Regions from separate parts of the Mus musculus genome. Here all the other regions are linked to region 2. A link is a loop called in an ENCODE intact Hi-C map of the cell type or tissue named here. Cell type or tissue: heart. All regions are shown on one strand.

The links. A loop is a pair of places that touch in the nucleus more often than their neighbours do. Peaks named below come from ENCODE experiments on the same cell type or tissue, not always from the same donor. Only the 100,000 strongest peaks of a DNase experiment are listed, where the experiment ranks them.
Region 1: a loop joins it to region 2, with 4 times the contacts of the local background. A loop is called at or near these places in 24 of 42 quality-filtered maps.
Region 3: a loop joins it to region 2, with 2.4 times the contacts of the local background. A loop is called at or near these places in 3 of 42 quality-filtered maps.

Annotation. Positions count from the first base shown.
Region 1 is chr3:108,161,738-108,169,737 of GRCm38, reverse strand. No RefSeq gene overlaps it. Among named protein-coding and RNA genes, the nearest start is that of Gm40122, 9.7 kb to the left of the region's middle. In heart, a CTCF peak has its summit at 3,190 (motif pointing left); DNase peaks (open chromatin) are centred at 2,637, 3,107, 3,967, 4,807 and 2 weaker places; H3K4me3 peaks cover 334 bases; H3K27ac peaks cover 785 bases; H3K27me3 peaks cover 1,989 bases.
Region 2 is chr3:108,385,578-108,393,577 of GRCm38, reverse strand. Psrc1 (proline/serine-rich coiled-coil 1) reads right to left here. Exons shown (of 8, transcript NM_019976.3): 5 at 7,171-7,285; 6 at 6,842-7,078; 7 at 6,183-6,300; 8 at 5,347-5,979. The coding sequence ends at 5,976. It overlaps Celsr2 (cadherin, EGF LAG seven-pass G-type receptor 2), which reads left to right. Exons shown (of 34, transcript NM_017392.4): 32 at 68-238; 33 at 333-567; 34 at 920-2,730. The coding sequence ends at 947. Among named protein-coding and RNA genes, the nearest start is that of Psrc1, 5.7 kb to the right of the region's middle. In heart, a CTCF peak has its summit at 4,188 (motif pointing left); a DNase peak (open chromatin) is centred at 4,157; H3K4me3 peaks cover 819 bases; H3K27ac peaks cover 1,530 bases; H3K27me3 peaks cover 431 bases.
Region 3 is chr3:108,206,980-108,214,979 of GRCm38, reverse strand. Atxn7l2 (ataxin 7-like 2) reads left to right here and starts at 4,453. Exons shown (of 11, transcript NM_001289545.1): 1 at 4,453-4,635; 2 at 6,475-6,540; 3 at 6,913-7,017; 4 at 7,376-7,586; 5 at 7,871-8,000. The coding sequence starts at 4,509. It overlaps Sypl2 (synaptophysin-like 2), which reads left to right. Exons shown (of 6, transcript NM_008596.1): 6 at 298-2,714. The coding sequence ends at 444. In heart, CTCF peaks have their summits at 2,318, 3,889 and 4,088; DNase peaks (open chromatin) are centred at 2,399, 4,429 and 4,649; H3K4me3 peaks cover 2,589 bases; H3K27ac peaks cover 2,551 bases; H3K27me3 peaks cover 1,550 bases.

The DNA.
Region 1 (8,000 bases), 220 kb after region 2:
TAGGGTTAACAGCCATGAGGAGGAGATAGTAATGTCAGGGAGTGAACGGACTTGGGTTCAATGAACTAGATAGGGTTCTGATCTTGCCTTTTGCCAGTCAGGGGATCTGGGAGAAACCATTTATTTCACCTCGCTGAGCCTCAGCTGACAGGACAGAGCCCCTCAAGAGTACCAGGCAGCATTAAATATTAACATAAAAATATATGTGGCAGAACTCTGTGAGCCATGAAATGTGGCAGCAGGCATATCACAGAGTACTTTGTTTCTCTCAGGAAGCTACAGCCAGTGAGTGCTGCGCTGCCCCTCCCCCCAGGCCTCTCAGCTTCTCACCCGGGGACTCTCCTTGTGGTCACTCTCATGGGGATGGTCTCTCTTATGGATGGAAAACTAAGGCCACCTGGCCACCAGAAAGAGGTGGCTGTTGGTACAGCCACCAGAGCTTGGCAATGGTGCGTATATTTGTGTTCATGTGTGCAGCTGTGTAAGTGCACATGTCTTGGTTTCTGATGCTCTCTGTGTAAGCAGAGATGCTGTGGGGACTGACGGATGTCGTTACAGATTCATAAACATCTGCTTGAGTGGCCTGGGTAGTCCCTTCTAGAAGAAAAGCCCTCTGCTTTTGTCCCGTGTGACGGAAATCCTCGGGCACACAGTGTTGTATACGATCCAGCTACTCTGACAGCTAAGGAAGCAGGGTTCTAATGCTGCCTCCCACCCACTGGCAGACAGAATGAAAATCACTGCTGAGGTCTGAACCCTTGTAAAAGCCTTTCCCCCACATTCCTTCATGTAAGCCTCAAGGCCGTGGTGGCGGACTTCTTACACATCAGAACTTGCCCTGATCTGGCCTAGGATTTGCCATAGGCCACCAAGGGAACAAACTGGGGACTTTAGCCATGTTCCTCCCCACAGGCATCTTTGTCTCCCTTTGTTCCCCTTCCTGGACCCCTTCTCTGCTTGGAGAGGGGGCTCTCTCTGGTGTCCTTGATTCTCAGCGCTCTGTTTTTCAATCACAAGACTTCCACTGCTAGATCTTAGTCCCTGAAATACCCTGTTCTGGGGCTCCTGCTCCAGCTGCTCCAGCCATCCCTTGCTCCCCAGCCCTCATATTCCAGCTTGAACCACAGGGATTCAACATCTAAGTCCCTGATGCTGAGGCTGTCACTCCTTCCCTCCCTGTTCTGAGTCCAAGAGAAGAAAACAGAGATTAGCATCCTGTGCACACAGGAAACAAAGATGCCAGTGGCCCCAGGAAGCCCCACTTACGTGCTCCCTGCTCCCTGGTCCTGTTGCTATGTCAGCATCTATCTCCTGTAGACAACCCCTTCTCTCCCAATGTTAGAAGGAAGAGCAACCCTGGTTTCTAGTCTATTCCTGTGTGCCTGGCTAGAGGGAGTTTAGCTGAGGTAAAGTTATCCCCAGACTCTGTCTGCCCTGAGCACTGCTTGACTGCAGACAGACAGATGGCTCACCGTCAGACAGAGTGGAGCCCAGTGGTCTCTGCTAAGCCTCTTAGGTAGTCACTGCTCCTTTCCATTACTGAAGTTCATCTGATAGATGACTCTGGTGGTGTAACCAACATGCCCGTGACAGTCCTAGATCTCATCACTGTTCTAAGAGCCCTGAGCAGAGGTTGGGGACTGGGAGCAAGGGTAGGGGTGGGGATGAGGGTAGGGGGTGTTTTCTGATTTGGTGGAGAAGATCTCACCTTGAGCAAAGCCTCTTCCCAGGGACACAGCCTCCTCATCTGTAACACACATTCCCAGTGCCCTTCCCTTCCATGTGCTTCTACTTAGAGCCAAGTACTGGTTTCTAAGGGCTGGAACTCAGCTGGATAGAGTTCAAGTCTAGAATTCAGACCACTGTCTGTCTGTCTGTCTGCCTGTCTGTGCTTCATTCACGACGGACTCTGCAGGGGCTGTCCTAGCAGTCCGGAGAGCAGAGGAGGTTGTATGTAGCTGGCCTCTGTTCACAGGGGCAGAACCGCTGTCTGGCACTGCAGCAGCTGGGGCTCTGAGAGGCCTAGGGACTCTCGCGGTTTCTCATGGCCGTGCTGTGTGGGAAGAAGGGCAAAAGCGAACACTCCTCTCCCACCTCTGCCAGAAACTCGAGGACATGAGCCTGGGAGACCTCAGGGCTCCGTGAAAACTCAATGTGGGATGCTTGCGAGGGGTGGCTGAGGCCCGGAAGGAGCATCTGACAGAAGACGACTCAGGCAGGCACGGCAGAGCTCAACACTCAGCCTCACCATCTCTCACTAAATCAAATGAGAGAGAAGCCCATGATTTTTCAGAGGTTTCCCCCCACCCCCACCCCAGGTTTGACACTTTAAAACTCTGAAAGTAAAGAGTCAGTTTACTAAGCAATTCTGGGCTCCCTCGAACTCCTGGGGTCAGGTAGCTTGCCTCAGGTGTCACCCAGCTGAGCCTCAGGCCAGGGACGGGGTGTGGGGGGCAGGGGAGAGCTGTCATCTCTTCCTTCCATCACCCCTATTCCCTAAGGATCAGAAGAGCTGTCATTTCCCCATCTCACAGGAAACCAAACCCAACTGAGCCCAGGGGCACACTGAAGTGGCCAGGGGCCAAGAGAAGCAGCTGCCTTGGGTGTCATCTTGCTGCAGGAGTGGAGAGGACCTGGACTTTTAAGGTCCCCTTTGAGACTGGGTAGGTAATACGAGTCTTTCCCCTCCCATTACCCTGGGAGAGAAGGTTGGAATGGTCCCCAGAACTGGGCCAGCACTGGCCCCAAAGTGTGTCTATCTCACTCACCAAGCTCCCAGATGGTTAGAGCTGGGTTTCCACGTGTGAACTCGAAGCTTGTGCGCAGGAGGCAGCCTTTGAGAGAAACACAGCCCAGAGAGCCAGGGGAGGCAGCCACCAAGCTGTTTCCCCCACACACAGACAGGGTATTGATCCTGCTCGCTCACTCCCCCCCCCCCCCCCCCCCCCCGCCTTTTCTCCACTTCATGGCGCAGCTAATGGCCTGGAAAAGACTGGCCAGCTGTTCCCCAGCTGTGACATAATGAGCCCAGGGACGATCAATGCCGTTCCGGTCTCTAATTAGGCCGGGAACTGGCTGGGGTGAAAGTGTGGCCTGTTTCCTGAGGGTGCAGCTTCCACTCCAGTCCCCAGCTGCATTTTGCTGGCAGCCACCTGGGCCCCTGCATCTGCACCCTGGAGGAATAGACAGGGCCCTCCAGTGGCCATTGAGAGGGTTTCTGGCCCAGAATTCTGTCTAGGGAGGCAGAAGTAGAGGCTACAGAATCTCTCTCTCTCTCTCTCTCTCTCTCTCTCTCTCTCTCTCTCTCTCTCTCTCTCCCTCCCTCCCTCCCTCCCCTTCTCTCTCTCTCTCTCTCTCTCTCTCTCGTGTGTGTGTGTGTGTGTGTGAGAGAGAGAGAGAGAGAGAGAGAGAGAAAGAGAGAGAGAGAGATGGCTTCCCCTTGCTTGCTGTCATATCCTATTCTCTGCTTGCAGTCACTTGGTGCAGTGGTCTTCAACCCTGGTCCCCGCCAGCTCCATAGGCCTGAGGCTCTGTCGAGGACTCTCCCAGACACAGGTCCCAGATACCCAAGCCAGAGGCTAAAGGCAAGTCTGGCCGCTGGCCCAGCCTCCCTCTGCTATTCCTTCCCTCATCCAGGGAGGCAGGGACCAGCGCTTCAGTGTGCTCAGTGCAGGGGAGGAAGTAAAAGGTGTACATTCAAGCAGAGACAGGAGGAGAGTGGAGAGCTGACCCAAAGCCTGGAGCCAGAGAGGAGGAGGGAGGAAGGAGGGAAACAAAAGAGCCAAATAAGAAAGGCAGAAAAGGCGAGAAAATGGGGCAGTCAGTCCAAAGAACGGGAAGCTTAGGGAAAAGAACCAGGCCACGCCTTGTGCTCTGTGCTCGGAGGGTCAGCCCCCAAGCGTGGGATCAGATGCCCCACTAGGGAAGCTGAGGTGCCACAGAGACTCTCCAGGGGCCTGGTGTGTAATTTCAGGACCAGGAAGAGAATGGTTGGGGTCAGAAGGGCACAAGGCAAGAGCAGGGGTGTGTGGGCGGGGCTGCCTTGAGGGCTGAACAGGCCAGTGAGCTGTGCTCTCTAAGTACTGGGGGAGCTGAGAGCAAAGTCAGAAGAAGAGGAGGGGGTATTTTAGGATCCCCAAGAAGGCTCTGGAGGGAGGGGCCTGGGATTTCTGCAGCCTCTAATTCAGAGCAAGTCAATATGGCCCCGTGGTTTTTAGGGGTAGCCTGGGTTGAAGAGTATACATTGCCAGCCAGCCCTAGCACCATTTGAAACTTCAAACACAAACCGATCAGACCCAATTGATTATGTTTATCCCTTTCTTGGGCCATCCCCGACTCCTGGGCACTCTTTCTGTCTGGCTGTGATTCCAAGAAGAGACCCATTTGGAGAGACCAAAGTGTCCAGTTTCGTTCATCTTCTATCCCACCTGCCCAGGCAGTGAGCCTTTGAAGCGTCAGGGCCACAGATGGAGCCCGCCAGGAGCTACCCAAAGACCATAGCTGTTGGCTCAGATCAAAATGCACACAGGAAACGACATTCCCCGGCCAGCAGTCTCGATTCAACTATTCATCAGAAGCCGAGGCTTACGGAAGCTAACCTGTCCACACAGGGGAGCTGCGGGGACATCAGTTCATCAAACCCGCCACAGCCTTTTCTCTTGGGAGATCTGTCCCTCCTGCCCACCCTTCACAGCCGAGACTGCAGCCATGTGGAAAGGTGCCCAAGAGACCACAAGCCCCCAGGATAAAGAAAGCAGGTGTGGGGTTGGCAAAGAGAAGCTGTGTAGCAAGACACTGCAGTAACTCTTCAGAGCTCTGTGGCCAACACTGCCCTCCTGTGGCTAAAATGTACCAGTGCAGGCGGAGGGCCCTGAAACCTCTCAGATTGGTTGGTTCTCTTTTCCCATCTTGAGCCTTCTTATCCAGGGTCCCCCTGCCTCAGTATGAAGCTGTAGACGCTCTCTAGATTATTCCTAAAAGCCAAACTGTAAGAAAGACAGATTCTACATAGCACTCTTTATCACGCACTCTGAGGGGGCACTCACAAGACATCTCTCAATCCCAAAGGAGCCGATCAGAGTTAACGGTCTCGGAGTGTGGTCAGATGGGCATGAGAGCCAAGTAAGGCATGGTTCTTTCTGATCGTGGGTATTCCAGAAGTACAGGGAGAGAACTAGGACGAACGAAGAGTTGCTAAGGAGAAAGACCATGAGGTGGTGGCCAGCTTGGAGAGGAAAGAATTAGCTTTCCCTTGTGCACACTTGGGCCTGGTTGGGTTGGGCTAACCACAAGACACTTGAACAGTTTTCCCCCAGAGACATAGAGCAGAAGTGGCTCCAAGATGACACCCAGGGCTGGTTTGGTTCTTTCCAGAGGGGAAATCAGCCCAGCTCTTTGTTCATAGGCCAAGGCTAAAGTTGGTCTTCAGTTGGGCATCGGAAGCTGGCCTTGGGTGCCACACCCCCATGGGTCAGCCTGGGCAGCGTTTTAGGACGTCAGGAACCTAAATGGGGGGGTTTCTGGTATCCAAACTGCTCCTCTGTCCCTTTTCATTTCCTCCCCAAAGATCAGACACGCAGCCTGCACACAGTTACCTGGCCTAAGTTCTAAAGACTCCACTGGAAATCAGAGGAGCATTGATCTCCGTGTCTGCTCCCCTCTGGCCTGGCCGGTTCTCTGTGTTCCCTCTGGCCTTCCTTTTCCATCGGTCCTACATCCTAGCTCCTTCATGACATACACACTTTATGCTCCTCTCTCTGGTCTCAAAACACAAGGAAAAGCCAAAGTGTTTAGTTTAGCTCCCTTTTCTCTGGAACTTGTAGGTTCAGTCATATTTAACTGTTGACTCTCAAAGATCACTGGGGATAGACCCTGGTTTCCCTGACCACAACATTTTGCTGTGTTGATGTCCAAGTGTGACCCCTCAGCCAGGCTCACAAGACCCCTGCAACCCCATAGAGCTGCCTGTCTATTCTCCCTTCTATTCTCCCTTCTTTCCTACATGCAAATTATTTTCCTGTCAAGTGAACGACTCAAGATGGACATCTTGATAATTTCTTTTCTTCATCTTCCTTCCTTCCTTCCTTCCTTCCTTCCTTCCTTCCTTCTTCCTTCCTTCTCTGCCTCTCTCTCTCTCTTTCTCTCTCTCTCTCTCTCTCTCTCTCTCTCTCTCTGTGTGTGTGTGTGTTTGTGTGCATGTCCCTGTATCTGTGTGTGAGTGGTCATGATGACTAGGGCATGTGCATATGTCTGTGCACCCATGTGGAGGCCACAGAGCAAGTGTGGGTGTCATCTTTGGAAACGCCTTACATCTCTTTTGAGACAGGGTCTCTCATAAGAACTTACCCTTTAGGCTAGACTAGCTGCTCCAAAAAGCCCTGGGGACCCTGTCTCTGCCTCCCTGTACTAGAGTTGCATGCACCTGCTATCACTATTGCTATCTTTACGTGAATTCTGGGGATCAGGCTCACATCCTCTTGCCTGCACCATAAGCGCTTTAACCCGAGCCATTGTCTCAGATCTTTCCTTTCTTTGAGACAGTCTCAAATGTAGCATAAGCTAACCTTGAATTCATGATCCTCCTGCCTCAGCCTCTTGAGTGCTAAGATTACAAGGGTGTATATCCATTCAGGGTTCCTGATATTTTTTTCCTTTATTGAAAATACGTTTGTTTTTAATACAATTCATCCTGATTACAGTTTCCCTTCCCTCTACTCCTCCCAGTTCATCCCCACATCCCTTCATCTGGTTCTATCCCCTTTCTGTCTCTCATTAGAAAACACTATGTACTATATATATATAATACAATATAATATAATACAATATAATCAAACACATCAGAATAGGACAAAACAAACAAACTAAAGGAATGAGTCCAAGAAAACTCATAAAAAATAGATACAGATGTGGAGACCCACTTACACACTCAGGAATCCCTTAAAAACACCAAACTGGTAGCCACAGAAGATACGCAAAGGACCTGTAGAGTGAGAGGAAGAGACAGAGAGACGGAGAAGTTTAAGAAACAAAAATCTCTGACATTACATTATGGAACAAGGGACCACCAAAGCTGCCGCTGAATTTGTTCTCTGCTGGCCAGTACTGCTGGACACACAGCCAGAGTAGTTTGTTCCCCCAGGGAGACTCCCTTAGAGGAAATTAAATTTTCATTTGCAAGTAATTATCAATTGGAGATAGCCAACCCACACCTGACACTGTTTGGGGGAACCAAGAACCTGAGACTAGATAGCTTAGGGGCCTAAGGTAAAGCCAAGTGCTACTGCTCTATTAAAAGAATGTAGCAAACAACTCCCAGTGACATTTTGCTCTGCTCATAGATCAGTGCCTTACTTAGCCATCATCAGAGAAGGTTATAGGAACAAATTCAGAGACACACAGCCAGACAATATACAGAGAGTGAGGTACCTTGAAATACTCAGCCCGCAACAGAAGTCTCCATCAAATCTCTTCCCTCGGGACTCAGGGAATCCTGGGAGCAGAAAGAATGTAAGAACGAGAGAGGATGGAGGACCCCAAGGAATCAAGATCTACATAACAGAGTCAATGCTCATGTGAACTCAAGGCAGCGAATGAGGCAGCATGCAAAGGTTCTGGGTTTTTTTGTTTTGTTTTTGGTTTTTTGAGACAGGATTTCTCTTTGTAGCCCTGGTGTTGTGGAACTTGCTCTGTGGACCTGGCTGGCTCCAAACTCACAGAAATTCACCTGCCTCTGCCTCCAGAGTGCTGGGACTAAAGGTATGTACCATCATTGCCCAGACTTGATATGTGTGTGTACATATATATGTATGTATTATGCATATGAGTGCTCTATCTGCATATACACCTGCATGCCAGAAGAGGACATCAGAGTCCAGCATAGATGGTTATGAGCCACCATGTAGTTGCTGGGAATTGAACTCAGGACTGCTGGAAGAGCAGAAACCACTGAGCCATCTCTCCAGCCCCCCTGATATGTTTTTGCACTCAGCGTTCTCCATGAT
Region 2 (8,000 bases):
GAGCTGGGGTGGTGGCTATCCTAACTGTCTGCCCTCTCTGGGACTATTGGTTTCCTTTCTTTGACAGATGGGGGTCCGGGTTCTGGGAAGGTCCCTTGGCTGGGAGACTTTGGGACCACAACAAAGGAGAATAGTGGTAGTGGGCCCCTTGAAGAGCGGCCACGGGAGAATGGAGATGCCCTAACTCGGGAAGGGTCTCTGGGACCCCTTCCGGGCCCTTCTACCCAACCTCACAAAGGTGAGTGGAGTCTCTCCCATCAGCTCCACTCTCCCATTCTCTTGCCGGAGCTATTAGGACTTCCCATCTCATGATACCCACACCTTGTACCTAGGCATCCTCAAGAAGAAGTGTCTGCCCACCATCAGCGAAAAGAGCAGCCTCCTAAGGCTGCCCCTGGAGCAGGGCACAGGGTCTTCTCGGGGCTCCTCCATCAGTGAGGGCAGTCGGCACGGACCTCCTCCCCGCCCACCTCCGCGCCAGTCTCTGCAGGAACAGCTGAATGGGGTCATGCCTGTCGCCATGAGCATCAAGGCAGGCACGGTGGATGAGGACTCCTCTGGCTCTGAGTGAGTCGGGCGGGAGAGACGGGGGTGGGGTGGGGGGAACCTGCCTGAGGTCCTTGCTAACCCAAGCCACTGACCCACTGCTGCCTCTGAGCTTCACCGGGCTACTCTGCTTGGCAGTTGGGCTAAGCGGAGTCCAGCTCCCTTGTGCGCCCAGACAACATGGTGCTCTGTTGGGGGTACACCAGACCCCCTGGGCTTTATGCGCAATGCCTGTCCCCCGTCTTGCGAGAGGGTGGGGGCTGGGGCTGCTTTTCTGTTTCTTTTTCTGGTGGAAGCTGTTCACTGTCCCCTCTGTTGCTCCAGCTAACCCTCTGTCTGCCTTCTCTGCCACTCTCCTCTCCTGCCTCTCCAGATTTCTCTTCTTTAACTTCCTGCATTAACCCTGGGCCGGTGTTCCTTCGTCCCCTTCCCCCGCTGCGCTCATGCCCCAATCCTGTCTTCTGCTTTATCCTGCCCCTGCTCCCTACCGCCCACCTGCCTGCCTTCCGAAGCAGCAGCGACGAACCGTCCATCTGAGGAGCCTGGGCCTTGCACCCAGAAGGCCAACTAGTGCCAAGTCCCTCCCCCACCTCCCCCTCACTGCACTTTGGACCCTCGGGGGGGCCAACATCTCCAAGACAAAGTTTTTCAGAAAAAAAAAAAAGAGGAAAAAAGAATTTAAAAAAAGGATCTCCACTCTTCATGACTTCAGGGATTACTTTTGTTTTTATACGCCGGAAGTGGACTCCCCTTTCCCCTTCCCAAAGAGGACAGGACCACCCAGGACGTGTCCCAGCCTCTCTTCAGTTTCATCTCCTGTGCCTCTGGGAGGAGAGGGACTCTTAGGGGGCCTGCCCCTCATTTGCCATCACCAAAAGGAAAGGACAAAGCCACGTGCACCAGGGGCAGGAGCCCCTGCAAGGCTGCACCGGACAGACGGACAGACAGGCCTCAGTTGGTGAGGGGTCAGGACAAAAACAAACAAACAAAAAAAACAAAGGCACTTTCCACCCGCCAGTTCCACCTCTCCCAGGAACTGACAAGCCCTGTCCGGCCAGGGGCAGAAGGACTCATGGCCCCTGGACCCCCCAAATGCTGCATGAACCGTTTTTTAAGGGGAAGCCTGTTGCCCCCGTGATGGGGAAGGACTACCCCAGCCCCTCTCCTTTTCCTGGACTCTGGCCATGTGCTACAGCCCAGGTGTTTGCTCAGTTTGCTGACCCCAAAGTGCTTCATTTCTCCTGCCCACCCTTGCAGGTAGGGCCAGTCACTCTTCCATTGCTTCTTTGCTGTGTGGGCGGTCCCAGGAGGAAGGGTAAGCGCAGAGCTGGCATGGTGGCCCTGAGGGGCCCCCAGCACAGGTGCCAGGTCTGGGTTCTGCTGTCCACTCACCCCCTCCCCGCCAAATCAGACAAATGCCATTTTTTTTTGTCTGACCTGCTGTGGCCTCTGAGACATGTTCTATTTTTAACCCCTTCCTGGAATTGGCTCTCTTCTTCAAAGAACCAGGTCCTTGGTCCCCATTGTCCCCCTACTTGACCCCAGCTCCCTGCGAAGAGAGAGTTAATATATTTTTTATTTATTTGGGTTTTTTTTTTGTGTGTGTGTGTGTGTGTGTTGGGATGGGTTTGTGTCTGGTCCCCAGGGGGTCTCATGTGCCCATTGCAGGCTGGGTGAGTCCCTGGCAGCCCTGGATTTGGGGCCTACCATCCTTCCTCTCGCTCCATTTGCTCTCCTCGGGTTTTTGCAACCACCGTTCATTTGAGTCCCCCTCTCCTCTGAGCATGTATTCCAGACTTGTCACTGACTTCCCTTCTAGAGCAGGTGTAGAATAAAGGCTCGAGGAGGCAGGAAAGATGTCCCTGTCTCTCATTTGGAAGGCTGGCCGCTGGCTTTTCTGCCATGGATTCTCACCTGCCCTCTGCCCTCTTCCCCTCAGCAATTCCTGTAAAGGGTTAAAAATTTAACTGGATATATTTTTTTTTAACTACTGATGACTTGACTTAAAAAAAAATACAAAGATGCTGGATGCTAACTTGATACTAACCATCAGATTGTACAGTTTGATTGTCGCTGTAAATATGGTAGAGTTTTGTTTTTGTTTTTGTTTTTTTTTCCCCCCCCATACTACTGAATAAACTAGTTCTGTGCAGGAGCCATGTCATCGCTGGCTTCTGTAAAGCAGCCTGGGTTGAGGCCTGGATTGTGGGAAACAGGGTAGGTAGAACCTTGACGATCCTGAGGACAGAGAGACTAAAGCCGCAACAGCACAGAGCGCTGAGTCTGGCGGTTGGAAGGGAGAGAAGGAAGATAGGTGGATATTGTTTTCCCCTAGGATATAAGCTTGTACCGCTAGAGAGGCTGGGGAGACTGGGGAGGCTGGAGAGGCTAGAGAGGCTGGGGAGGCTGGAGAGGCTGGAGAGGCTGGGGAGGCTGGAGAGGCTGGAGAGGCTGGGGAGGCTGGAGAGGCTGGGGAGGATGGAGAGGCTGGGGAGGATGGAGAGGCTGGGGAGGATGGAGAGGCTGGGGAGGATGGAGAGGCTGGAGAGGCTGGGGAGGATGGAGAGGCTGGGGAGGATGGGGAGGCTGGAGAGGCTGGGGAGGCTGGGGAGAATGGAGAGGCTGGGGAGGATGGAGAGGCTGGGGAGGCTGGGGAGGATGGGGAGGATGGAGAGGATGGAGGGGGTGGAGAGGCTACACAAATCAGGCCGGTTCTCAGCCTGAGTCCCAGACAAACACGTTTTCTAAGGCAGAATTCGGTAGATAGGAAGAAGTGGAGTGGGAGTTTCTGGGGCTTTTTTCTTTTCTCTTTTCTTTCTTTTTCTTTTTCTTTTTCTTTTTCTTTTTTTTTTTTTTTTTTTTTTTTTTTTTTTTTTTTTTTTTTGGTAAGGGTTTCTCTGTATAGCCCTGGCTGGAACTCATTCAATAGATCAGGCTGGCCTCGAGCTCAGAGATCTGTCTGCCTCTGCCTCCCAAGTGCTGGGATTAAAGGTGTGTGCCACCACCACCTGGCTATTGTGGGCTGTCTGTCTGTCTGTCTGTTTTCTTGGGGGAATAAAGCATACACTCATTCTGGGAATAAGTATGTATTTGGTGACACTACTTCTAGTCCTAATTTTTGTTTTTGAAAGCTCCATCCAACAAATGAGGATATAATGAACCAACCCTGGAACCTCAAGCAGCAGCCTGATTTGTTTGCGCCTTGGTTCTCTGTCTACAAAATGAGGGCAGTGGTAACAGCAGCTGCCTAATTGAGCTTTTAGGAGGATTAAATAACTTAACACATGCAAAGTGCTTACAACTTTTCACAGTGCATAGCAAGAGGCCAATAAACACTGGCTTCTCCTGTTGTTGCTTGTGGAGTGGAAGAGGTGTGGAGGACGGAGAGAAAATTAGAAATCTAAGCCAGGGAGGAGGCGGCAAGCAGGTAGCTAAACAAGAAGGGCAGCTGTGGCAGGTAAGCACTACCACCAAGTGAGTTCGGCAGGTTTGGAGTCAGCGAGCCCTATTGGGTGGAGGCAGAAACTCAAGATTGACCCAGTGAGAGAAAATGCTTTGCCGGCTCCAGCCACCAGGTGGCAGCAACACAAGGGCTTGTGGCTGGCTTTGCTTCCCCACCCACAAGGGCTTGGTTCCAAAACCAAACAAAACCAACCAACCAAAACGGAACAAACCTGCCACCTACTGGCCATGCCGAGGTGTGTGTTCTTAGGCTTGGCTGCTACTGCAGACGCCAGTTAGAAGTTGCCAGCAACTTCTGTTTCCTGAGCTCTGTGCAGACTTATTCACTGGGATGGAGGCCCAGGACAAGCAAGCCTGGAAGACCCCAGGAGATCAAGGGGACTCAGCTACTGGCTGGTTGGTAAGCTTGACCTCACTATAGCCCACCCAGAAGACCTCCCCCTGAGCCAGGCTGTTTGAGGGGAGATAGGCTGGAATCTGGGAAACACACCTGAGACTTTCTTGCCTTGTACCGTATTTCTTCAAATCAGAACCCATGACATCTGTGTTATCTGCTCCCTCCCGCGTGTCAGCTCTGAGAATTTCAGTGGCTGTAGAGGCTGGAATGTAGAGGCAGCCACCACTGTGTATAGTCCCCGTGTATTTATAGGTGTTATTAAATTAATCTTACGGACAGCCATAAGGAAATGCTATGGAGGGCCCCTGGATGTGGGGATAGGGGAGGAGCGCTGAAGGCCTAAGAGCACTTTTGGACACAGTAGCGGGCCACCCTTTCTCCTTTATGCTCAGTTGCCTTTAGGGAAGTTTCTTCTTCATAAAGGACTGATTTAGTTCTGACTGCAGGAGTCAAAGGCTACAAATCGGATCCTAAGCTGGGCTTGTTAAAACCTTATTCTGTTTTCAGTGAGTACTCACTACCATGTGTCCATTCTGCAGTGTTCCACCAGACAAGCTATAACACAAGGGCACAGTCAGAGTTACTAAATTGTGATGCCAGCCCTCGGATCCAGCAGAGGAGCAGAGAGAGAGCACAGGCAACCCTAATGAAGTGAGGTAGAGGCAACCTCAGAAGCAACACCAACAAAGGGCCTCTATCCCCTAAGGGGTTCCATTGTCTTGTCAAATAATAGTTAAGTCTAAGGAGTAACAGTAGACTTAGTTCCTACCATAACAGCCTCAGGCGCTGTAGGTGAAACCTCAGTCAACTTTGATCTGGACTATCTGTAAACACTGAAAGGAGAAAGGAGACTTGATTGGAATTGACCGGCACCAAGGGACTAGTCACGGCTGCAGGAGCTGGAGGTTCAAATCCCTAGGGCCTATGTCTGAGAGCTCACTAGAATTACACAGACGTTTATTTTAAAACTGTTAAAATCTACTTTCAGATATACAGAAAAAAATTTTTTTAATTCATTTATTTAAGAAAAAATATGAAGATGTGAGTAAGCTTATAACTGATTGACCTGTGAGAAGTCAAAGAATTCATAGGAAACAAGTTCTGTACATCAGCTGTCCTCCTGGCCTTTCCAAACAGACCAGTATCCAGTCAGGAAGACATGTCATAGAGAACTGAGCCGGCGGGCTCCTAAGGCCGCTCATATGGGAATGGCCAGTGAACCGTGGTAGAAGATCAAGCTCTCTAGTCCTGACCACAAGATGGAAGGAGACAGATAGGTCACTCTGCCTGCATTTATTATTTTGTTTGTGAGTTTCTCCACGGGCAGATGACCTCTGCCCCTCTCTTCTTCTTTCAGGGCAGGGTAGGGTGGGGTTGAGTCCCCTCAAGCTCAAGGCACCCGATCCCCCATAGTCTCTACTTCAGAGGTCAGCCCTGGAGGCATCTCTTCCTCCCATCTCTGGGCACAGAGCTACTGGAGTTAGGGACCACTGGCAGAGGAGAGTCCAGACTTTGATGGCTAAGATGGTAGTGGCTTGCTATTGAGTCTTTGTTTGCTGACGTGCTCTTCTTACCTGAAAGAAGAGGGGGGGGGGGGTGCTTTAAAAAAACCTTCTTCCTCCGGAGCCTGTCTGGTACCCAGCCAAACTCACACCCCCTCAGGATGGGAGAGTAGCACCCCTCACCCCTCTCCTCCCCACTCAACACAGAATTCGAGGATGCTGTGTGCACCGCAGCTTGGAAGCCCAGGTGATGAGAACAGAGGGACCAGTTTTACCTAGTCGGTCCAGGGACTGCAGCTTTCCTGAGGGGCTGCGCCCTGCCTCGAGCGGCACTGGTGGTCCTGCCTCGAGCCGCACTGGTGGTTGGAAGGTTTGTTTTCTGGGAAACAGAGGCTTGATGGAAATTAACAAGAGATGAGTTAGAACGAAGCTCAGCTGACGTCATCAGAAAGACTGGATGAAGGTATGTGTTTCCTGACCAAGGTAAAACCATGAGCCACGTAGAAAGCAAGGCATTCCCTCCTTAACACTACGTGAAAGTAGTGTTAACAGCAGTTACAGCTGTAGTGGGGGAAGATCAAGCCGTGTCACTGCAGACATTCTTCTATCTAAGGTTCTCTGTTTTTGTTTTGTTTCTTTGGTTTTTGAGACAGGATCTCCCCATAATAGCTATGGTTGTCCTGGAACTCACTCTGTAGACCAGGCTGGTCTTGAACCCAGAAATCTGCCTGCCTCTGCCTCCCAAGTGCTGGGATCAAAGGCGTGCGCCACCACTGCCCGACTCTATTTTGTTTTTCTTTTTCTCCTGAGACATGGTTTTATATAGCTAAGGCTGGCCTTGAGCGTCTTATTCTCTGGTGTCTACCCTCTGAGTGCTGAGACTACAGAAATGTGCCACCATGCTAAGCCTGACCATTTGTCCACTCTATCTTACCTCTGTGCCCTATGGCGCTTGGATGCCCTTTCTGAGTTGAGAGAGAATCTGGAGCTAGGGCACCTTTTCCAGGTGGTAGACTCCGCCCAATGAGTGGCACTCGGGTGGCAGGCTTGGGGATGGCTGAAGGGACAGGGAGTCGACTGGAAGACTTGACAGCTGCTCCCTGGAGCCGGGATGAACATTGGGAGTTGCTAGCTGAGGACTGTGGAACTGGTCTGACAGGAATTGGTGGGCCTGTGGACAGGAGTGTAGTCGGGTCAGGGTGGAGCTCAGCTCCTCTCTTCCCCTCATCAGCCTCGCCCACATCTCTGCTGCCTGGGTCTCACTTGCTGTTGTCCGGGCACCGAACCCAGTTTTCCGCCGAGGTGGAAGAATTGGTTGTGCAAGAGGAGAGCGCCCCGGGCTTTTGGATGCAGGGAACAGATTGCAAGTGGGTGATTCCTGAAACAGAACAAGGAAGGAAAAAAAAGACCAGAGTGGAGGCAGTCTGTGTTCTGCTGCCTTAAGGAGAGGAGATAGTAGGTAGGGCGTTGTCTAGAACCTATAAGGAAGATATCAGCCAGCAAGATCTACCTACCTACCTACCTTCCTTCCTTCTTTCCTTCCTTCCTCCTCCCCCCTCTTTCAAAGCAGGGTCTCTCTGTGTAGCCCTGGCTGTCCTGGAACTCACTCTGTAGATCAGGCTGGCCTCAAACTCAGAGATTCGGCTGCCTCTGCCTCTAGAGTGCTGGGATTAATGGCGTGCGCCACCACTGCCACCCGGCTACTTTCCTTTTTTTAAAGTCACTTTATATTTATTTCTTTACTGTATGTGACATACACATATGTGGCAACATGCATGTGTAAGTCAGAGGACAGCATGTGGGAGTGTGCTCATCACGTAGACAACAGTCCTCACATGTAGGTCACAAGGCTTGAACTCAGCTTCATCATCCCTGATGGAAAGTGCTGTTACTCACGGAGCCATCTCACCAACTTATTATTATTATTATTATTGTTATTATTATTATTATGTTTTGTTTTAAATGAGGGAGTCAAGTAGCCCAGGTTGGTCTCAAGCTCAGCATATAGCCCCCTGGGACTGACCTTGAATTTACATTTGCCACATCCATTCCTGTGATGCTGAAGAATCCAACCCAGGGCTTTGTTTAGGCTG
Region 3 (8,000 bases), 180 kb after region 2:
ATTAGTCTTTAGCCCTAGGGGAGTACCTTGGACAGCTCCAGCCACGCTCACCTCAGGAAGGCAAGCATGTGTTCCTTGATTTACTTAGCATTCCCGGGGCCAGATTCGAGTAGTGACCAAGCTACACTGTGAATGAGTCCTCTGGACAGAGTTTAGACACTTTCGCTAGAAAATCTGTTAGTAGACAGTGGCTTTGAGCCCTGTCTCTATACCAAGTTCTCTGTGCTTCTCCTCCTCCCGTTTCTCATGTAGCACTTTCCTGACTATTCTCACAGACTCTCCTGATTTCTTTTGTAGCTCTTTGGCTTTATCAACTTCTTCCTGTGGGCTGGAAACTGTTGGTTTGTGTTCAAAGAGACCCCGTGGCACGGACAAGGCCAGGACCAGGGCCAGGGCCCCAGCCAGGAGAGTGCAGCGGAGCAGGGGGCAGTGGAGAAGCAGTAAGCAGCCTTCATCTGCCTACTCCCCAACTGGACGGCACCTTGTCAGCTCCTCCAGCTTCTACAGGACCTCCTCCTCTTCCTCTTCCTCCTGCTCCTCCTCTCCCTCCTCCTCCAACTCCCTTCCCCCATCATTCTGGACTTTGAGATTTGAGAGAATGGATGGGTGGGCATCAGCTGTTGGTAACCTGGGCAGACCTCCACTGGCTTCCTATCCCTCATCCTGCTGGGGCAGCAAACGGCAGGATCTCAGTGCTTCTTGTCTGCTGCCTGGACTGAAGCATCTTACTTGGGGAAGCTGACTGGCAACCTTGCCCTGAGTTCTGTGTGGAGGGCCCACCAGTGATTTTGTGGCATCCCTCAATAACTGGCATCTAATCTGTATCCTATCTCTAGCCCTCCCAGAGCCCAGTGTGCTCCCACCATGTGTGAAGCAGGGAGACCCATTATCCTATCAGAGGTCCCTCTAAGGGTCCACATGAGACCCGGACCCAATGGGAGCAGAGAGAGTTGCAAGTACATTGCAGCACCAAGGAAGAAAGTGAGGAAAGTTGCTGGCAGAATAAGTTTTCTGTTCCCTCAGCCCTTCCTTTCCCTCAGCTGGAACACTTTCGGTAGCACCCTATACACCACTTACTCATGAAACCCCTTACTCCCTTCTCCTTCTCGGCCTTGGTTTTGTGGGCTTTGGGAGGGCCTGAAGGACCATCGTGACATGAGATGCCCAGGAGTCCCGGGACAAGGATACATGGGCCCACCTGTCCCTTACCGTCTGTTCATTTTCTCAAGCCAGCACCTTTTCTAGTTCTTTCAAACCTTTCTGTCCCATCTTTACAAAGAGGGTTATCTGTCCTTGTCTCTCGCCTCCATGCAGTAGCCAGGCCCCATCCTTCCCCAGTCCTGGGCAGCCCGATGCTATTGGTGCTTCTTCATTTCGGGACCCAGATCCATATTTGTCTTTGGTGTGTCTCCTCTCCCTGATTCCTCCTGTCATCCCTCTTTGGGCCCGAAGGCCAGAGGGTACCAACTGGGCAAATGCCATCTGCCTTTTACCCAGATCAAAACCCCTTGATCTACCCTGGCAGTAGGGTTGCTTAGGGAAAGATGATAAAGAAGGAAGAAACCAGCCGTTTCCCAATTTAGTGGCAATTGTCCCACTTAGCACCCCAAAGATGAATGTACCTTGTGCCAACCTGTCCTCATGACATGATCGACCCTCTCCAACCCCCTTGCCTTCCTCAATGCTACCCACATCAAGATGTATTTCTTGGGGGCCCAGGGCTCAGAATCCTTAACTTTGGGCTGTTCATTTCTTCTTTGGGTTACAATTCCCCCACCCTTCAGAGGAAGTAGGATATTTACACACTTTCAGATGCTCCCGAGCCATTCAGTAAAATAATTTGGAATTTTTGTTTTCTGCTTAAGATTTTAGGGAAAAGATTTAAGGAGGGGAAAATTTGATGAGGGTGAGAATGATCCTAAATCTGAAACTCTCTATCCTAAGTTGTCCCCATGGTTACTTAAGGACAAGGGAGACAGTTTTGCCTCCAGCTCCAGAGGTACAAAGAACAAAAGAGTGACCATTTTTCTTCAAACAAGTCCCTGTGGGGATCTGGGAGCAGCTTCGACTCAAACTGTGTTTGGATTCTGCGTCTATATTTATAATTTATTTGAACTGTGACGGATAAAGTGTTCTCATTTGGGGCCCAAGTTAGCAACTGGCCCATCAACTACTTTAGAGTAGGAGTTATCCACTCCCACCGAGCATTCGTACTCCAGGGCTCGCTCTAGGGTTGAAAAGGCTCTTCCTGGCAAGAGTCTGGCTATGGCCAAGAGAGTCTTGATTTAGGCTATGGTCTTTCCATGGCCGCCGGAAGAGGAAAGACCAGTTCACCTCATTACCTCCAGGGGGCTGGGCAGCAGTAAGTGCCAAGGGCAGCTCTGTCCTCATGAGACTCGTGTCCTCTCCAACCAGGGCTGGCACCACCACTTTGCCTAGTCAGGCCTGAAGCGGGAGAGGTGTCTGGTTTCTCTAGCTATTGCAGGAGGCCAACAAGCAGGGAACTTGCCCTTTGCCCTGGTAGACTTTACCATGTGGAGACGCCTATCCAGGACCTTTCTTAGACATGAGTCCCCTTCAACATCCTGACCATGGGCCTCCTATTTCTGGGATTGCAGATCGAGGATGTGGGGAGAATGTTGCATGTTGTTCTGTGGTGCTTGTTACTACACATTTGAATAAACAGTGCTGCGAACATTTGCCAAGAAGAAGCCAAGACCAGAGGACTTCTGGGGATTTTTTTCCCCTTCTCCTTTTCCCTCGCTCTATGTTCTTGGACAAATTTCAGCATTTCTACCAAGACACTCCTCTCCTTGCAACTCTGAACCCCAGGCAACAGAGTCTGCTGGCTAGGCAATTGCTTCTGGCAAGCCCCAGTCTAGTGACATCGACTCTTTTGGCGGCACCCAATTACTCCAAAGAAACCAAGACTCATTAGCAAACTTGGACCAAACTCAAAAGGCAAAAGACAGTGGCTTCCACAATGCTGCCTCCGTTTGCTCTCCTACCATCTGTGACCCAAAGGACAAATCGAGGGCCATATGCTTCCCTCTTCTCACTGTAGTGTTCACGCTGCACAAACTCACACCTATCCATCTCCTCAGACAGTCACATGTCACATTTACATTCTCTAGAAAAATGTACTTGGGCACAGTTTTACATTTAGTCTCATCAGGTTTCTGGGCCTCTTAGGGACCACCTCTGGGTGGGTCTTAGGTTTAGAACTTCTGCCCTCAGATGTTATTCTTTATGTAGTTAAACTGCTCTTATATGGGAGGCAGAAAGTCACAGACCTTGACTTAATTGCTCCCAAACTTGGCTTCATTTTAGGCAAAGGGATGCAATATGGCGTGATGGGTGAGGTAGTCAAAGAAAAAGAGGATTAATATTTAATTTCCAATGAGAATGGGGACGGAGATGAAGGTAGATTTTTGTCTCTTCTGTGAGGGTGGGAAGAAATATTATCAGCTGAGAAGGTGGGTGATTAAGGTACTTTCTGGACCTTAGCAGAAAAAAAGAAAGAAAGAAAGAAAGAAAGAAAGAAAGAAAGAAAGAAAGAAAGAAAAGAAAAGATAGATATGAGAAACCTCCCTATGCCAAGGCTTCAATAGCAGCTTTTCCAGCGGTGAAAAGATTCACTAGAAAAAGAAGCCAAAATGATGAATGGAGTCAGGGTCCAGCCAGGATTTGGGAAGAGGCGGTGCAGGTTATCGATTGTAGTTCCCAGGAGGAGAGAGACGATCAGCAGAGACACTGCAAACACCAGCAGCCTTGGGGCTACCCTAGTTCTGGGGCTGGTTCTGGATCGGCGATAGCCTTCTGTCATACTGACAGGTGATCTTAGCAAGCTCAGCCAGGTCCTCCCAAACCTAAGACACAGTACTCCAAACCTCCGTTCTGCATCAAGGCAGCGTGCGTTTCCCATAGAGGAACAGCACAGGAGCTGTGGCCCTCCCCCACCCCAAGCCCTGTGTCCTTCAGCACGTCCTGCACACTCCCTCCCCTTGCCCTTCTGATTCACTGCGCCCACCTCCTTGCACCTACCCTATTCGATCTACAGGGGTGCAGAGGCGCTTCGTGGCCGCCAGCCCAGGAAGGGGCGCCAGCCAGCTGGCGGATGCACGGCTTTAGAAGAGTATCTTGGGCAGAAAGAGGTTTGGGGCTCGGGTATGCGCAGTAAGTTTGGGAGAGTGAACTAGTGGCACAAAGGACGTGTACGGAGGGGTTGAAAGAGGATATCCCGAGGCTTTGATCTCTCCTTCCCCGCGTGCGATTGTGCATTTCGGAAGGGATCCCTCGGCTAGCTCCGTAAGCATCGCCACCCCTCCGCAACTACACTTCCCAGAAAGCTGTGTTGAGAGTGAGGTAGTGGCAGGAGGCACGAGCTGCGCTTGCGCAGAGAGTGAACTGGCAAGGTAGGGGGAGAGGGAGGCGTGCCCCCGGTCGGAGGGTGGGGGGAGGGGGCCGCGCGGCGGCGGCGCCAGGGCGGGCGCGCGTCCGCGGCGGTGATGGCGGTGCGTGAACGCGCGGTGGCAGCAATGGCCGCTCTGGAGCGGCGAGTGCCGAGTCTCGATGACTTCGCGGGACAGAGCTGGAGCTCGTGGGTGGAGCGGGCCGACCTGCCTGCGGCAGACGGTGAGTACAGACACATTAGAATCCGGGGACCCCATCACTATCTCCCCTCCCCCCCAGGGCCCCCTCCAGCTGAGGGGAGCCGCCGACTAGAGCCGCCGTCCGGCTCCCCGGCCCCCCAAACAAAGGACCCGCCGGGTCCTAGTGCCCGCCTGCTCAGACACCTTCGCGCCTCCGGGTCCTAGCGCCGGCGTATCGCTCGCAGCCCACCCTGCCCACCTCTGTCTCTGCGGGTGTACAGTACCTGCCCCCCACTTTACTTGCCTTTATCTTTCTTCTCGTGAGCCGTCCTCCAGCTTTTTTCGGTTCTGCACCTGCTCCGGCTCTACCCATCTGCAACAGTCCTCTCCACGTGTTTCCCACGCACCCCACTTCTGTGCCCCCCTCCCCACCCACTTGATTCTTCGCCTTTTGCCCCGCACCTTAGCTTCTTTCAACGTCTCCCTGTCTGCTCAGTTTTCCCGAACCCCCGCCCCCTCTGCTTTAGTTCATCCATCCTCCATCCATCCATCCATCCATCCTCCCGACCTCCCTCTATCAGTCCATCCATACATGACTCCAAGCCTCCATCCTTTCCTGGGCCTCTTGTCCTGCCCCTTGGCTCTCTTCCTTGACCCCTATTTTCTGTAGGCCCTTGAGTGTCTTTGGTGAGCAGGCCTGCAGCCCCTTCTGATCTTTGTCTCCTGGGCCCCAGGGAGCACCTGGCCTCGTGGCCTTTCGGGGTGACAACAAGCATCACACCCCTGAAGAAGTTTGCAAGTGAGAAGAGGTGGAGGAGGAGATCTCATGGAGCGGTCTCTAATGCCACTTGTTCTCTTTTGAGACCTCTGACTTACAGCTCTGTTCTGTCATTCCCCACACTTGAATTTAAGGGACTTAAAAGAGTGGGAGCTGCCCCTTATCTTTTGCATGCCTAACCCACTACCACTTACATCTGGGTATTATGATTGCCAATAATCTTCTCATCCTAGAAAGGGGCCACTCTGTTAGTGAGCATTAGAGAGTCATCCTAGATGGGCATACAGGCCACCCTTGGACTGCCCCCATGCTGAGTGGGCTAAGATGGGGCCCTCGCTGGGTCTAGGTGCACTGAGAACTGGAAATGGACTCAGATTTGGTGACTCAGAATTGATCCCCCCACCCCCACCCCAAGGGACAGGGAGGGGGCTTAGAGGAGGGGGGCGAGGAGTGAGGTAGGGGGATGGGGAAAGAGCTGCTTTGCACAGCTAAGATGTTTTTGTCATTAACCCAGAAACTGAGGTACAAGGGCAACCCCTGGACAAAGCCCCCCTAAGAAGGGGAGGGGCTTGCGTAGCTGATCAAGGAGACTTTGAAGATGCCAAAGGGTCCAAAGACAACAGTTTTTCTACTCTATGGCCATCCTATCAGTGCAGGACCTGAGAAGCTGAGTGTAACTTTGATGATACTATGGTAACTTGGGTGGAGCAAAATGAGTTTATGGGGGTGGGGATCTGGGAGGGCATTTGTCTGGGATGCCACAGAGTAGAAGAAAGGACCCATGCGAGCAGTCTCAAAAGGGACCTGTAGAAAAATTTTAGAACCATTTCCCTTTTAAATGGGGGAAGCAAGGCCCAGAAAAGAGACATTTACCCATAGTGGCCCATCTAGTCAGCCGTGGAACTAACTCTGTACTGTACCCGGGAGTGAAGGGTCACTGTGATCCTTAATGGGGTCATCATAGGCATTTGTGAGTGACCCGTGGAAAGTGTCTTCAGGAATTCTGAGTGCTTGTCTGGGAATGTGGGCTTCATACCATTGGGCTGCAGGCCCTGCTGGGTTCTGGGACTCGGGTGGGCATCCTCAACTGTGCTTCTCCTCCAGGGGCTGAACTAGAGGAGAACAGCAAAAACACGAAGAAACTTGACGCCATGACCCTCATTAAAGAAGGTGGGAGTCCTGCACAGAGGCTGGGTGTCGGGAACGTGGACCAAGCTTTCCCTCTCCCACTGGAGGAAGGAGCTTGAAGCAGCAGCGGGACTGCTGGGGGAAGAAACCTCCTTTTGATAAGTCTGAGTCAGTCAGTTGTCCTGGCCCCTGGGACCTGCTGGTGGTGATCCTAATCACGTGTGGTTGGTGCCCACATACAGGAAAGCCCATACACTTTGGGTCTGGTCAGATGGACTGGGGAGGCTGGGAGCGTCCAGCAGAACTATCAGTTGGAAGGCTGAGCGTCTTCTAAGTGGTGGCGTTGAGAGTGTTCCTTGAGCTAGGGAAATCCGGAGAATTTGACCCGAGTGATAAAGGGTTCTGTCGTTGCAGACATGTCCATCTTCGGGCACTGCCCTGCCCATGATGACTTCTATTTGGTTGTATGTAACCACTGCAGCCAGGTGGTGAAGCCCCAAGCCTTCCAGAAGCATTGCGGTGAGGGGCACCCTAGGGAGGCGATAAGGGGGCGGGCGGGTGGGTGGGATGGTGGAACATGGACCTCTTAGGACATTGTCAGTCTGGAGGTCATATGGGCTAAAGGAAGATGGTGCTGGGGACAGCTTGAGTGTTGGAGGTGTCGGGATTATTGTTGGAACAAGCTTCTAGCATCAAGTGAAGTTAAGAGGCTCAAGAAGCGTGGTCTAGAATTTTGACTCTTGAAAGGCTCAATCTTAAATGGGAAGGAGAGACACTCACAACCCAAGCGCTAGGGATTGGCGGGCTGGTTAGGAGAGGGGGAAGGAGGCACTCAATACCGCTCACCTCAGTTACTCTCTCCACCTCCTGGTGACAGAAAGAAGACATGGGCCCCTCAGCAAGCTTTATGCCCGGGCCCCACCCCCACCTCCAGCCCCTGCCAGCTCTCAAAAATGCCATGTAGTGAATGGGCAGGGCCCAGCTTGTAGAGCCCCAGGTTCCACCAAAACCTCCTCCAGGGAGAAGGGCCAGGGGTCCCGGAGCCGTGGCCATCAGCCTCCTGAGAAGACCCAGAAGGACAGCCTCTGGTAAGAAGAAGCTGGAAACCCCTAAAAGTAGCCCTGACCCTGACCCAAGAAAGGGTTGACACTTAGCCCTGCTTGCAGGATACTGCTCACAGCCAAGAAATAGCTAACCCCATCTGCAGCTCCTTCCCATATATTCCAGGGAACATGGGCTCCCCCTTTTTTTCCACGCCTCTCTTGGAGTTCACCCAAGCTCCAGAGCTAGGGAGGAGATGGCTCTGGGCTAGAGTCCAGACCCCAGTCCCAGCCTCCCCACCTCCCAGCCCATACCCTCTCTCCACGTGTAGCCTTTTCGTGCCTGTGGTGAATCTGGAGAAGATATCCAGTCTCCCGAAACCTGATGCACATGGAGTCAGGGTGGCCCCACCCTCTGCTCTCCTCAGTCAGCCAGGAGGCCTCCCCAAGGACTCCCCTGGA